2 separate regions of the Homo sapiens genome follow, and region 2 is linked to region 1. Evidence: read pairs that join two places in POLR2A ChIA-PET (ENCODE). Cell type or tissue: OCI-LY7. All regions are shown on one strand.

Region 1 (2,500 bases):
TCTTGGCCATTGAATCGGCCTAATGCAGCCCCTCAGCAGCCAGCCTGGTGTTCCCTGGGGCTGAGGATCTAATGTCAGCAGGGCATGATTCGATTCACATTAAAGATGGATATTAAGTCTTTTTACTCGGGGTCTTGTCAAGAAAAACAAATCTGCCTGCTATCAAAGGCATAGAAAATGCCCCTTACCATGACAGCAGTTAACTATGTTCACTGATATCAAAGAGACTGTCTGTCCCCAAGCCTTGGAGGCAGTTTTGTCAAGGTCAATTCGGCTGATCTTTTTCAACGATAACCCAAAGAGGATTAAGTTAACATCTGACCTTTAAAGAGCTTTATTGTTGGGGAACCAAGCTAATTAAAAAATTAAAAGACTGCTTTTGAAAAATATTTAGACCAAACACTAAGGAAAACATGAACACACTGCTTATAGCAGCAGGAATATTGACAGAAAATCCCCAATGGCAAACTAGCTTTGTTATCACACTGTTGAGCTTAATGTGGGGACTCTGGAATCAAACGAATGGGTTCCAATCCTGGCTCTGCCACTTTCTAGTTTCTAGAAAGTGTTTCTAGAAACACTAGTTTCTAGTTTAGTTTCAAAGTAGGGCAAGTGTCTTGCCTTCTCTGAGCTCTGTTGTCTTATTTGTAAAATCGGGATAATAATAGTAATTATCTATAAGATTATTGCAAGGATTAAATGAGATAGTACATGTAAAGCCTTTTCATTTAGGCTAACTATAAATATTACTGTGGACATTTTCAAGTTTAAACATTTTTAAATTTTGCTTTACCGACTTGTGCCATCATGTTGACAGCTGAATGGAATCTCTTGACAAAGTGGCTGGTTCTCACTATCTCCAGAATTCAGAGAAACATCTAGGTTCTGAGCTGGCTCAGCTTTGGACCAAATGTTACTAGCATAGATATAGCAGCTCTTACACCCCAGCTGCCACTGCACTTGATCATCTGCCCCATTACACATATGACAACTCTGTTTACTACTAAAGCTATCTTGAAGAAATGGAATTGTGAGAATAGGGATGGTAATGTTGTCCAGAAAAAGTTCTCTCTTTTAAGTTCTCCTATAAATACTTTCCAATTCAAGGAGATACTGTTCATTGTTAAATGTTTTCATCCAAAGCAGTGTTCCTCACCCTGGCTTCCGGTTTGCTTTTTCTTTTTCTTTTCTTTTCTCTCTTTTCTTTTCTTCTGTCTCTTTTCTTTTCTGTCCTTTCTTTCTTTTTTCTTTTCTTTTCCTTTCTTTCTTTCTTTTATTCTTTCTTTCCTTCTTTCTTTCTTTTTTCTTTCTTCCTGCCTTCCTGCCTGCCTTCTTTCCTTCCTTCCTTTCCTTCTTTTCTTTTCTTTTTTGACAGCATCTAACTCTGTTACCCAGGCTGGAGCGCAGTGGTGCATAGCTCACTGCAGCTGCAGTCTCAAACTGCTGGGCTCAAGTGATCCTCCTGGCTCAGCCTCCCAAGTAGCTGGGACTACAGGTGCACACCACCACACCTGGCTAATTTAAACTTTTTTTTTTTTTTTTTTTTAAAGACATGAGGTCTTGCTATGATTCCCAGGCTGGTCTCAAATGCCTGTCCTCAAGAATCCTCCCACTTTGGCCTCCCAAAGTGCTGAGATTATAAGCATGAGCCACTGCACCCGCACTTGGCTTGGTTTTCTTTTCATTGGCTTATGTGGTGGTTGGAGTTATCTCTTTTGCATGTTGACAGGTGTCATAAAGCCATAGGAGACTTTGAGATGGCCTGAAAATAAGATCATGGATTTTTCCTGGCAGAGAGTTTAGTTTACTTTCAAACCCCGCTAGCCTTTGCTACTCAAAGCCTGGTTCATAAAACCAGGGCTTTGACTTCACTTAGATGCTTCTTAGAATTGCAGAATCTCTTGCCCCACAGTCTTGCTCTCTCAGGCTGGAGTACAGTAGCACAATCTCAGCTCACTGCAACTTCCACCTCCTGAATTCAGGTGATTCTGGTGTCTCAGCCTCCCAAGTAGCTGGGATTATAGGCATGCACCATCATACCCAGCTACTTTTTGTATTTTTAGTAGAGACAGGTTTTTGCCATGTTGTCCAGGCTGATCTCAGACTCCTGGCCTCAAGTGATCTGCCCATCTTGGCCTCCCAGAATGCTTGGATTACAGGTGTGAGCCACTGCACCGGCCACAATCTGCATTTTAACAAACTTCCCAGGTGGTGCCAATGACATTAAAGTTGCAGCAGCACTGCTCAGGAGCTGTGCATTGGAATCACCTGGAGTACTTGAAAAACTATTGATGCTCAGGTCCCAACCACAAAGACTCCCCCAACTTAACTGGCATTGGGGTTTTAAAAAATTTCTCCAGGTCATTGTAACTAATGCACAAGGTGAGAACTTGTGCTCAAGAGACATTCTTTCTTCTTCCTCCACTTATTTCTACAATTGCTTTTCTCTTAAAGTAAAAATCTCAAGCTACAGTCAAAGTTCATTTCATGTCCATTTTAT
Region 2 (2,500 bases), 160 kb before region 1:
ATCTCCCCTCCCCCAGGGAAAAACTGGTTTCATATTTGTAAAAGCAATTTTAATACTTAATCATCTCTGAGAGTAACCTGAACTTTAATTGTCAAAACTTAACCAAATGAAGACATTTTCTCAGCTAGAGCTTCTCATTTGTGATATTTAATACTAAGATAGAATTGCTGGTTTCTCTTTAATCAATTGAAAACAAAAAGAGACTATAAAAATGAAGATTTTTCATTGAAACTGAATTGTCAATCTGGGAAGATAATTTTTTGTTGTCAAAAACTTCTTTTTGGCCAGGTACAGTGGCTCACGCCTGTAATCCCAGCACTTTGGGAGGCCGAGGCAGGAGGATCACCTGAGATCAGGAGTTCAAGCCCAGCCTGGCCAACATGGCGAAACCCCATCTCTACTAAAAATACAAAAATTAGCTGGGCGTGGTGGTGGGTGCCTGTAATCCCAGCTACTTGGGAGGCTGAGGCAGGGAGAATTGCTTGAACCTCTAGGAGGTGGGGTTTGCAGTGAGCCTGCACTCCAGCCTGGGCAACAAAGTGAGACTCTATCTCAAAAAACAAAAAACAAAAAAAAAACTTCTTTTTTTTTTTTTTTTTTACAAAATTACCTACTTTGTATCTGAAAAGATATAAATTATGGTCGTGTGTGTTTAAAATAGAAAAGCTTAAGGGAAAATAGAAATAGGATGGAAAAGTACTTGGGAAAATACTAGTAACCAACTCCAAATATTTTCACTCCAGATTTTTGTTATCTCTGGCACAGAGTAGATCTTTTGGGAAATATATGAGAGTAGATTAAGCTCGACTAACCTGTTTTTTGGCGGGGGGACGGGGGGAGGGGACAAGGCCTGGCTCTGTCACCCAAGCTGGAGTGCAGTGGCATGATCTTGGCTCCCTGCAACCTCCACGGCTCAGGCTCAAGCCAACCTCCCACCTCAGCCTCCCAAGTAGCTGGGACTACAGGCGTGTACCATCATGCCCGGCTAATTTTTTTGTGTGTATTTTTTTGTAGATATGAGGTTTTGCCATGTTGCCTAGGCTGGTCTCGAACTTGTGAGCTCTAGCGATTTGCCCACCTCAGCCTCCCAAAGTGCTGGGATTACAGGCGTGAGCTACCGCATCTGGCCAACTTTGACTAATCTTATGTACCACATCTGGAAGAGAACAGTTACAAAGAGTTTGGTCTCAAGGTATATTTCTACTCAGCAGATTAACTTTTGCAAAATTCCTTAAGAATGTATTAGTATCAGAACTGTGAAAAATGGGAGTTTCAGATGTACACTTATTGATAATCTTGCTCAGTTTTATCCTGCTTGTTCTCCCAGAATTTTTTGTAAACTCAACTCCTCTGTTTACAGAGTTTTAGTCACTTTTAACAATTTTTTAAAATTCAGTTTGTAGACTCCATTTGTTAAGGGAATCAATATCAGAAGTAATACTAAAATGTTATAATAGGAAAAGGGATCCACTAATATAGCTTATGGTTATTAGAGCTGGGCTACCTTTAATCATGGAATAATCTTATGTATAGGTGTAAGAATGACTCACTATATGAATACATACTAATCATATTACAAACATTTTGCATCCCTTTTGTGACCTAGACAGACATTTAAATTGTGTTGCAATTCTGCTTTCTTGTTTTACAAAAAGCTGTTTCAGGAAGAAAAGAAAAGAAATGAAACCTGTCTTCTAAATGACAATCCCTCACAGCTGTTAGGGAAGACAGCCATTATGTCTTCCCTAAGTCCTTTCATCTCTTACCTTCTCTAAGGCTAAATAAACCTATCCAATTTCTGCCACCTTCCCTCACATGACATGGTATCAGGTTTCCTCACTCTTCTGCTCACACCCACCTGCACCAATTCTAGTTGGTTAATGTTCCTCTTTATTAAAGGGAGCTGGCTAGGGCAGGACACAGGATTCGGTAGGGTCTGGACAGTGCAGAGCAGGATGAGATGTCAAAAATCACTTCCCTTGTCCCCCAGAAGGTAGGGTCTATGAGGGCCTGGACTGTGGCTGATTCAGTCACTGCAGTGTCCCCAGTGCCCCAGCACAGAGGCCGGCACATACAAGCAGCTAGTCAGGAGACATCTGTTGTTTGCAGTTGTTGCTTCAGACACTGAGGTCTACAAATGCAACCCAAGGTTGCCTGATCTTTTCTGGCAGCCACTTCACAGTTGACTCCTATTGAGGTTACTGTTAACAAAAACCTGAGTTTTGCTCACATGTGCTGCTGTTGAAATTTTTCCTCCTCTAGACTTGTGCCATGGATTTTTCTGGACCATTTTAATGTCTAAAATTAGTCACCCTTAAATTTCACCATATGTGGCTGGGCTTGGCAGTTCACATCTGTTATCCTAGCACTTTGAGAGGCCAAGGTGGAAGGATCACTTGAGGCCAGGAGTTCAAGACCAGCCTGGAACATAGTGAGAGCCTGTTTCTACAAAAAGTTTAAAAATATCCAGGTGTGGTGGTTTGCACCTGTAGTCCTAGCT

Evidence for each region. ChIA-PET counts read pairs that join two places held together with the same protein. Peaks named below come from ENCODE experiments on the same cell type or tissue, not always from the same donor. Only the 100,000 strongest peaks of a DNase experiment are listed, where the experiment ranks them.
Region 2: POLR2A ChIA-PET joins it to region 1 with 9 read pairs; 4 of 35 experiments call an interaction of 5 or more read pairs at or near these places.

The regions. Positions count from the first base shown.
Region 1 is chr14:60,323,783-60,326,282 of GRCh38, forward strand. It overlaps LINC02322 (long intergenic non-protein coding RNA 2322), which reads left to right. Exons shown (of 2, transcript NR_146481.1): 2 at 1-125. Among named protein-coding and RNA genes, the nearest start is that of LINC02322, 1.8 kb to the left of the region's middle. In OCI-LY7, no CTCF peak of the experiment used is centred here; no DNase peak of the experiment used is centred here.
Region 2 is chr14:60,159,762-60,162,261 of GRCh38, forward strand. The region is part of intron 1 of DHRS7 (dehydrogenase/reductase 7); the gene reads right to left. It also overlaps the pseudogene SCOCP1. Among named protein-coding and RNA genes, the nearest start is that of DHRS7, 4.4 kb to the right of the region's middle. In OCI-LY7, no CTCF peak of the experiment used is centred here; no DNase peak of the experiment used is centred here.